Linked DNA regions of Mus musculus: region 1 is linked to region 2. A link is a loop called in an ENCODE intact Hi-C map of the cell type or tissue named here. Cell type or tissue: heart. All regions are shown on one strand.

Region 1 (5,000 bases), 330 kb before region 2:
TGTAACCAGATTCCCCAGCTTGCATTACTGTCTCCCCCTCTTCTCTTTCTCTCCCCCTCTCTCTTTGTGCTTTTTTCCCCCTTTTCTTTCTTTCTTTTTTTCTCCCTGCTAGGGCCCCTGAGTTTGGGTAGCGTCGAACCATGGGGCTTATGATGTCAAGAATTAGCACAGATTTGCCTAGTGATGGACTCTCACAAACACAAATTCTTTCCACTGGCCTCTTAGGAGATTGCGTTTGGTGAGTCATAAAATCTTGGGGTCTTTTAGCCCTTGGAATGCTACAATTCTTGGCTCAGCAGGGCCCAGAGTATATGTGCTAGCTCTTAGATGGTTTCTGGCCTTTCCTTGTTGCTTGCCTTCCCTTCCCTATGCCATACCCCCTTTTTCCAGCAGGGGGAGCCAGGCCCTCGAGGAACAGGGAGCCCCAGGTGCCTTTGCTCATCTGCTGTCACCTCAGTTTGGGTAGTGGGTAGGCTCAGGAGACTTGAGGGTCAGGTTTACCTAGAAGGTCCACCCAGCCCTAGTTTGGCCCACCAGGCCAGGTATTGAGCGAGCATGTCTGCGCTGTGGTGTTGGGGCGTTGGGGTCTCCACAGGGTGGTCCCGGCTGGGACGCAGGGCCCCTGTGAAGTATTAGGTTCCTGATTCTTCCCGGATCAGCTTTCCCGAAGCAGTCGTCCTGCTGTGAACTTAACTCAGCTGGACTCTGGGGCTTCGGGGGTCTTTTTGATTTTTCTGAAACCCTAACCCAGTCTGGGCACATTCCTGAGGGTTCGTCCTGCCTTCTCCACTGTCAGGGTCTTAGTTTGTGTCTGGGCTTTGGGCATCTTATCTGATATGAGGCTCCACCCTAAGCGCTGCTCAGTACACTCGGTGCAGATTGTTACAGGGTTGTGGGTGGGAGGCGGGAGGAGGCGGAGCAGGGGGCCCTCCGGGGCGGGCAGGAATCTCCCACTGTTCAGATGGGGAATTCTGACTCAGGGAGGCATGGTGGAGCCCTGGAATCCTCAATTCGACATGCAGTAGTGGGTAAGGTGCTTATCCTATGGGTGATTACAAGCACTTGCAAACACACGTTCAGTCAGCAGGCTGTAGGTGTTAGGATTGGCTGGGTTCCCCCCACCCCCCTTGAGAGCCATGTTCCTCACTAGCGAAGAGGGGGCAGGGAGATTTTGGCACTTGGCATAGGGTAATCTGTTCAGATATTAGTCCTTGAGGCTTCAATCGCCTGAGGCCAGCTTGCTGGGTGGGGGTCGGGGACTCTCTGAACCCACTTTGGCCCAAGTCCTTTCTTGAGGCCAACACCCCAACACTGGTTTCTCTGTGGGAAAAGCTGACTGGGGCCAAGCTCGCTCTCCAGCCAGTTTTGTGGTAACAGTCACTGGCTGGGAATCTGAGGCAAGGCTGGCTGGCTGGTGGTGTATGCCCATGTGTGGACATCATAGCTACAACCAGAAGCAGATGGGCTGAGGGTGTAGCTCAGTTGGTAGAGCGCTTGCTTCCCAAGCACAAAGACCCCGGCTTCCCGACCCTAGCACTGCAAAACCAGACGTGGTGGTGTGCGCCTGTAATCCCAGCCCTTGGGAGGTAGAGCGAGGAGGATCGGACGTTCAATAGTGGTCATCCCTGACTGCACAGTGAGTTTGGGGTCAGACTGGGATATATGAGACTCTTTCAAAATAAAAAGAGATGAATCAGGGAACACAAAGCCAAGCTCCTCTCTCCCAGGCTGCGGAAGTGGAGTCGGGTTTGTCCGTGTTGGAAAGTAAATGGCAGAGTCTGGGCTCTCTTGGAGTCCCGAGGGCTCTTCCAGGGGCTTGCTGGAAGCTCCTCTTTTGATTTGATGGCTGAAACTGACTCTTTTTTTTTTCTAGAACACTGGTTCTCAACCTGTGGGTCGTGACCACTTTGGGAGTTGAATGACTCCATTCTCAGGGGTTGTCTAAGTCCACTGGAAAACACAGATATTTACATCATGATTCATAACAATAGCCAAGTTACAGTTATAAAGTAGCAATGAAAACATTTTTATGAGCTAGGTGGTAGTGGCGCACCCCTTTAACCCCAGCACCTAGAAGGCAGAGGGAGGTGGATCTCTGTGAGTTCAAGGCCAGCCTGGTCTACAGAGTGAGTTCCAGAACAGCCAGGGCTACACAGAGAAACCCTGTCTCAAAAAGCCAAATCAAACCACAACAAATGGTTGGGGGTCACCACACCGTGAGGAATTGTGTTAAAGGGTTGCAGCATTGGGAAGGTTGAGAACCACTGCTCTATAATCTAATGGTAGTCCTACTAATCTCTGCTTGGTAGCCTCTGTGGCTGGACCTTAATTCCATGCCCTACACTCACACCAACTCATGCCCCACAACACCTCCAGATGTTTTTGCGCTGCACTGTTGAAGCTGCTACGTTTTGGAGTGACCTTTCTCTCAGCCTGTAGCCTCCCCCTGAAAGCCCACCCTGATAGCCCATCCCATCTGGTTTTCTCTTGCCTCATACGCCAGAGCTGGATTCCTTTGTTTTCTGCGCCTAAGTGACCATGTTCGGGTGGACCCTGGTGCGGGGAAGCCAAGGCTTGTGGCCCTTTCTGGAGCCGTGGCCCTGAACCAGTGTTTTACTTTGCGGGACCGAGGTGGACAAAGGGTTTTCCAGGCCTGCAGCACCCAGCCTAATGCTCCTGTTTTATAGATGAGAAGCTATGGCCCAGTGAGGAACAGTCTCTCCTGGGGCCCGTGGCCCTAGTTAGTGACAGAAGTAGGTTACATCTTGTCTTTTGAGTGCATTTGCACCTCTCCCTGCCAAAGGTCTTCCTCTGGGAACTGTCCCTGGAAATGACAGGCACCTGGAGAAGCAAGGGTGGCATTGGGGTGGGTGGTGGTCTCCGGTGGGAGTCCTTCAGCAAGGGGTGGGATCTATGAGGGGGTGCAATGTTAGTGAGTGCCCACAAGGGGGCAGCATAGACCTCTCAGCCATAGAGAAGGTGGGCGCTCTGGATACTGGAAAGGGTGGACTTGAGGCCCAGCTGGTAAGTAGATTGTATAAGTGTTCTCTGCTACTCTTGTGTCTGCTCAGAAGCAGTGGGTCTAGCACTAAGGATGTCACTATTGACCATAACTTCTTTCCTAGAGATAAGGTCTTATGTGGCCCAGGCTGGCTTTGAACTCACTAAGTAGCTAAGGATGCCACTGATCTTCTAACCCTCCTGCCTCCATTTCTTGAGTACCGAGTTTACAGTCATATATTACCATATCCGGTTTATGCAGTGCTGGGGGGTGGAACCGAGTGCTTTGTGCATGCCAGGCAAGCGTGCTACCAACCTACCAGCAAGACACCTTCAATACCGGCTCAGGAACAGGCCTGTTGATTGCCACTAACAGCCCATTGTGAGACTTCTGGGGTGGGTGGCACAGCTCCGTCATACTTAACTTGGCCCCGAGTGGCTCTTCCAGGCACACTCTCCCAGAGCAGCTGGCCCCACTTCCATGGTGCCCTGGCCCAGGTTCACAAAACAGCTTTCTTTCCTCAAGAAACAAGCTTGGGCTGAACAGCCGGAAGCGGTTCCTGATGCTGGGCAGGTGGGAGCTAGTGCTTGGGGGGGCTGGGAGTGGGGAGATGGATGGGGGGTGGAGCCAGGAAGGGATTAGTAACTAGGCAGCAGATAGCTCCAAGCTGTGTGCCCATGTGAGCGGGCAGCCTAAGTGGAAGGCGCTTGGCAGCAGGGCCTACCACTCCCTGCTGAGCATTGAGGAGTGGGGGGAGGACGATGTCTTGTAGTTGAGAAGTGAGCAGGGCCTACACTCAGGACTGCCACAGTGACGGTGTCTGTTTGGTACCCTGAAGAGGAGACAGAAGGTCTGGATAGCACCCGTATTCTGGAAGTAGACATGTAGAGTCCTACGGCTTTACACGAATACTTTGGGCACTAGAGGGTGGATGGGCAGATGAGCTGGCTAGAAGACGCCAGCCTAGTGGCTTAAGGCAGGAAGCCATCTGACGGAAACACTGACTGCCAGGCCTCGTGGGGCTCTGGGGTGGTGGGAGGTGGGCTGGGGAGACAGTTAATCTGCAGAGCATCAGAGAAGCTCCCACCAGAAGGTGACCTTGTGTGCTGGGACAGCTGCCATCCGCGCTGGGTGTCTTTGGGCCATTAAGGGATGGCCAACGGGCCGCTGTTTGCTGCTTTGTGGGAAACTTGCCAATACTTGCCCTGTGTCCAGGCCCGCTGTCCCTACCCCAGGGACAAGCTTCCTCTCTAATCCCTTCCTTCCCTCTGCTCCCGGGTTGAGAATAGGTGAAGGACAGATGACAGGCTGAGCCACGATGGTTTTGCTCACTGCAGGGTCTTTTGCTGGTGGCCTGTGGCCTCAATCTTCCCCCATGGATAGGCTCCTCAAAGATGCTCACCAGACAAAGGAAATGGTCCTGAGATGAGCTGTCTCTGGGATACCCCTTCCTCTTCTAACAGTCTTATCTGCAGCACACACACTTCCTGCCTCCTTCTCCTCCTCTTCCTTCTCTTCCTCCTTCTCCTCCTCCACACAAAAGAACTACTCACAGTAAGTCCGAGCCCTTAGCACAGGAGACAGCATTGTGTGGGGGAGGGGGTTACATTTGTGGCTGAATGGGGTCCACGGGCCACCACTTCTAACGTGGCTTACTTAGCCAGGCACTGTACACGCAACGCAGAGCTGAGCCAACCCAGTGCCTACGCTTCTCTGCCTGTGCTTCTGATGACCCTAGGCTAAGAAGGCTACATGAGCTTCTTTGTTTGTTTGTTTGATTGCCTCCATGAGTTTCCTCAGCCTGGGCCTTTTGGATCCTGAGGGGCAGGGGGAAGAGTCCCTTGCAAGAGCATTAAAGTCATTTGGCAGGTCCCAAAGGTGCCAGGATCTTTTTCTTGGAACTTACAGAGTACAGGGGTCATTTTATAACTAAAGCATTTATTTCCATTCAATTCACTAACCGATTGTTCTGCTCGGATTCCCTGCATTTGCTCACAGG
Region 2 (5,000 bases):
TTTCTTAGTGTCAGAGATGCTGCACACTTGGTGCTTTAGGGGCCACTGACATTCAGTACATAAATGAAAAGTGGTGGATGTCGTGGGGTGTTGAGGGGGAGTTGAGAGGGGGAATTCTCCTTCTATCAGAGAACACAGGAGGCTGGCTTGTGTGTAAACCTTCTGGAGTGTACTGAGTAAATGTGGACTTTAACTTGTTCCCTAGCCCTAAGAGTAGCCACCATCTCCCTTCTTACTGCCAGAAGGGAGCTGAGCAGGTGTCCCCAGAGCCCCAGGTAGGACACTGAAGGACAACTCAGGTGGACAGAGTGCTCTGTAATGTGACCCGGGCTCCTTTGGAAGACTCATCACCACCAGTCTCCTGAAACACACAAGCCACAGTTGCTTCCTAAGTACAGACTTTATTTCTCTCCACAGTGCATGTCGAGCAGCTCTAGTTTGCAATCAGTTTTCACATCTCACGGGGCTGGCTGTCCTGGCCCTGGGTGGAAACGAGCAGCGGCGGCCTTGGGCAGGGAAACCGCGGCCAGCTTCACAATTTGGAGGCAATGTAAAATTGCTCAAGGAACGATTTCCTCAACAACACAGTCCCCAAAGAACTCACACTCTCCTCTTCTTTATAGGCCCAGTTAGACTGGAGTAGGTTTGAGTTTCTGAGTTTTAGTATAAGTCCTCAGTGCCCCAAGGTTTCCACAGCAACAAAACTATGAACCTCCTTTGACTCCCTCAGCCCTAAGTCTCTTACTCTCAATTTCTTCCAAGTGTCTGCTGGGACAGACGGGACCCGGAAGAACAAAGCTGGGGTGGGAGAGCTGACTAGAACAAACCAATGCCATCTCCACCCCTGGCCAACTTTCTAGTTCCAGAAGAAACACTTCTGTTCCTGGCAAGCACTGCCCACTCTAAGTGGGGCCGTCAGGGTCTCCATCCTTTGTCAGTACAGGTTCTCAGGCACAAGAAATTTAAAGGCACACCCTTCCATCCTCAGGACGACAGAGATCTTTCCCCCTCATTTGGCATCTGTCCCTCATCTCGGTCCTAACCATCAGTGCTCAGGCACTAGGGACAAGGCTGAGGTATCTCCTGTGGTCAGCATGGGCTGGAGGCTTCTGTAGAATGGCCAGTACAACACACAGGCCCAGAACTTACAGTACAGCAGGCTTGGATGCTGACAGAACTCAAAGCTTTTCTGACACACAGCTTAGAAGACAGTAGAGCCCATCCTGATAAAACAGCTGAGAAAGACCTTTATCTGCCACGCTCGCCTCGGCTCTGCTCATGCATGTGGACAGCAAATCTCACCTGCTCAGTCCATACACCAGCGACGGGCCAACCAGACTCCAGCTTGGCATCGCCTTCCCCTCTTTGGTGGCTGGGTCAGGAGCCTTAGGGAAGACTGGGGCCCCGTTGCTTAAATACACAAATTCCAAGGGACCTGGAGGCTCCTCTAGCTCCTGCCCACGGGCTAGGCAGGTAGTATTCATGAGGTTGAAGCAAATGGAGCCACAGTTCCATTGCAAAAGCAATGTGGACCACGGAGGCCCACATGGCAGGTCTCTGGGGCAGCAGATGGAGATTTTTCACCTTCTTCAGAGCCACTGTAAAAAGTCAGGCAGCTGGGGCAGAGGCCGCGAGTCACCAGCACAGAGCTCATTGAGGACAGGAATTCTCCATACTCCAGACCCAGCACTGCTGTGCCTCCAGCAGTGTGCATTACAGAGCTGGGCATCCAAGGATGGGCAGCCAGCCAACCTGCCCTAAGGCTTTCTGCAGCCAACTACGGTCTGGTGACTGAAGGTAGGTAGCACACCACCCAGGTTCCAGGAAAACGAGACTGTGTTTCTCAGACACTCAGGTTTCTACCTTACAGCTCTTTGTATTTAGAGACTTTCTCTCTCAGGACCTCTGTGAGGTTTGCCTTTTGCTGGGAAAAGACTTTGTTGGTGACACTACAGTTCCTAAGTCCTCCACAGCTTGTGAGGTGCTGTTCCTGACAGAAGCCTGGACGATGGACTGAGGAACCACCTCTCCACTTACAGATCGAGAGCTCCCCTGGTCGGCTGGCAGGCGCGGTCTGAAAGCCAGCAGGCTAGGGCCGCAGTGAAGAAACAGGGAGGCGAAGTCTCGGTGCTCGAGCACCATCTTCTGGTCAGTGTTTGGCTTCTGAGGCTGACTTGCTTTGAAAAACATTTACTTTTAGAAAGGGGAGATTCCCTAGCTGATGAGTTCAAACGATTTGCATATGCAATGAGGAGGGTGGGGCTGACTGGGAGAGGCTGGCCATCACTGGAATAGAAACTCACCAGTGCTGTCTTGTGCCAAGCTGAGGCCAAAGGGCAGCAGGCCTTGAACACTGCTGCGGTTTAAGCTGCTACCGCCTGTCTCCCTGTGAGCCCGCCAAGGCATGGTGGCGATGCATCTCCGCCATGATCAGAAGAGACCCTCCCTCTCTGCACATGCTTCTGCGAGCTGCACTTGGCAGGAAGGTGTGGGCTTATCTCTGAGAGCAGGTGGCTTAAAGGTGAGTGTCAAATCAGGGCATCCCCTCTGTAGGTAACCAGCCACACCAGGTGACAGGGAGCCCGGCCTGATGGGCAAATACTGTGATAACCCACTCCTCTCTTTGGGCTTCTAGAAAAGCAAGCTAGATGCAAGCCCTTCTCTCCGAGCAGTAGGAACCAACATCCATCTAATTGCACTTCCAACCGGATTCCACGAGCCATCAATTACCAGACTGTGTGTCAGGAACTGAAGATAAAAGGCTCTGTGACACTCAGACTTGAAAGGAGCATGGCGCTGCAGTAAGCATGCAGCCAGGGGGATCCCAGGGAGCAGGCCATGCACCAGGCATGTGGGCCGGCCACGGGAGAAGCAGAAGCCACCTCAGATGCCTCTAATCCGTCACATGCAGGCACAGGCCTGCCCCCAGGAGCTGCTTCATTAGACTACCACATGGTACAGAGGAAGTCAGCAAGAGGTCTCCAGGCTGGGATGCTTCAGCCTTGATTAGCTTGAAGGTGTGGCAGGCCAGAGCCTCACAGGGAGGTTCTGATATGGGAATGCAATGAACACCCAGCAAGGCAGAGGCAGCAGGATGGCCTCACATGAAGCTGCCCCCCCAGTGGCAATGCTCTGAAGCTGTGTTTTGGGAAAGACAGAGCAGGGAGGATCAGGGATGCCAATGCCTGCACTGTTAACATGGCCACCTGTCTTACAGCCTCCAAGGGGAACCTGAGCAGGGGCCAGGGAGGACAGGCTGCCACGCAGGAGTCCCTAGAGGCTGTGTGGGTGCTTCCCTGGCAGAGGCACTGGCGGTGTCTGTGGCCTTCTGCTGGCTCAGACTCAGGTAACTCTCCTGCTCCTGAGGGCAGCCAGCATGCTGTATCTCCTTGGCCATCCTGGCTACCAGCTCCCCTCCACTCTGATTCCCCCAGACTCTGATTCCAGAAGCCAGACTTCCCTGGGGTGGGTGGAGTCCAGGCATGAGCTGAAGCCTGGAGGATTGAGGCTCCACCACACAGGGCGGTAGTATTGGTGTCAGCGTGGATAGCTCAGACACTGTGGATCCTATGAGAACGACAAAGCCTCTGTTTTTCAAGTGAGAGCACCAGGGTGGAGCTCAGCCGAGCAGCTAGAGCAGAGGCAGGCAGAGAGCATCCTTGCTGGTACAGCACGGGCTCCTCTACTGAAGGAAGCCACTCACTTGGCCTCACCACAGATCAATGTGACAGTACCATCCAGCAAATCCTCCACCGTCACTGCCACAAGCTCGGAGCTGTTCTGAGAGGTCTGTGAATCTGGCAAGGTCACAAACACCTGCGAGCCAGCGAGCTGCGTCTCCTCCAACGTGATCACCTGCTCGGCCGGGGCCGCTGGCTCCGGAGCTCGGATCACCTGGAGGAAAAGACAGGAAGGCTGCTCTGGGCAGTGTCCACAGTGAGCTACCCAGAATTTACATGGCTCCTGGCTCACGCTGTAATGATGATATTTATGTTTTCACCCGAGGAGAGCAATTACTTACACCTAATGGGAAGAGGGAAGTTTCATACACCAGCGATGCAAAAGAGAGGCAGGCAGACAATTTAAATAACTCTATGCACTAAATTGCTATAATTTTGCTCGGTATGCCACCTCAGGGTGCATGGACTCTATGATTACACTCCAGTGAACAGCGGCTTCCTCGGTCTCAAGGATGCAGAGTGAGTGCCGTGCAAGAGGACCGAGGGAACAGGAGCGGTCCACCAGGAGCTCAACTGTGGCTTCTCCCACTCACTTCACTCACATGGCTCAGTGGTTAGGGGATAAGATGGAGGCTTGTCTCCTCCCCATGCTGGGCCACAGCTGCCCATGAAAACCTGCACACCCTGTTAACAGTGGCCTTCTCAGCTCCTCTGTGCTTCCTGGTGCACCTCTGAGCTGATACGGCTTGATGCATTGATGTGTTTAAGACAGCGTCTTATGTGAAAGGCATAGCCACCTGGCTCCCGAGGACCTGCCAGGGGTGGAGAGTAGGCACTGGGGAGGAAAGCAGGCTCAGCTCTGTGGCAGGCTGTGGGCTAACGGTGGTGAATCAGGAACTTGGTACAGTAGCACTGCTGTAAACGCAACTATAAACTGCCTTTTGCCTTTCTTCCCTTGAAGGATGGCGTCCCCGCCCGCCACAAGGTACCTTGCCTAGAAGCCCTGTTTCTAGGCAAGCCAACGGAAGAGAAGCCCCAGGTAGGCTGGCAGCAGGAGCCTCACCTGGACTCCTGTTCATCACACTTGCCCTGCTCCCCAGAGGCTGCAGAACCAGAGTGCCTTACACCTGATCGCTATGGCAACTGGCCAGAGAGACCTCCACTGGGAAACATCCCCATTCAACCTCCCTAGGAACAACGGACACCTGCTGGGTTCTTTTCCGTTCTGCGGCCTCTGGAGAAGACGAGAAAGTAGAAAGCACAAGGAACAGGCTGGCTCCAACTTGGCCTTCTCACATCACCAGCTAGCGAAGGCACAGG

What was found. Peaks named below come from ENCODE experiments on the same cell type or tissue, not always from the same donor. Only the 100,000 strongest peaks of a DNase experiment are listed, where the experiment ranks them.
Region 1: a loop joins it to region 2, with 2.9 times the contacts of the local background. A loop is called at or near these places in 7 of 42 quality-filtered maps.

Annotation. Positions count from the first base shown.
Region 1 is chr4:136,648,686-136,653,685 of GRCm38, forward strand. It overlaps Ephb2 (Eph receptor B2), which reads right to left. Exons shown (of 16, transcript NM_010142.4): 16 at 1-5,000. Among named protein-coding and RNA genes, the nearest start is that of Lactbl1, 29 kb to the left of the region's middle. In heart, CTCF peaks have their summits at 392 (motif pointing right) and 2,940 (motif pointing right); a DNase peak (open chromatin) is centred at 426; H3K4me3 peaks cover 1,003 bases; H3K27ac peaks cover 1,699 bases; H3K27me3 peaks cover 1,783 bases.
Region 2 is chr4:136,979,351-136,984,350 of GRCm38, forward strand. It overlaps Zbtb40 (zinc finger and BTB domain containing 40), which reads right to left. Exons shown (of 19, transcript NM_198248.1): 19 at 382-3,894. The coding sequence ends at 3,700. Among named protein-coding and RNA genes, the nearest start is that of Epha8, 25 kb to the left of the region's middle. In heart, a CTCF peak has its summit at 2,148 (motif pointing left); no DNase peak of the experiment used is centred here; H3K27me3 peaks cover 2,010 bases.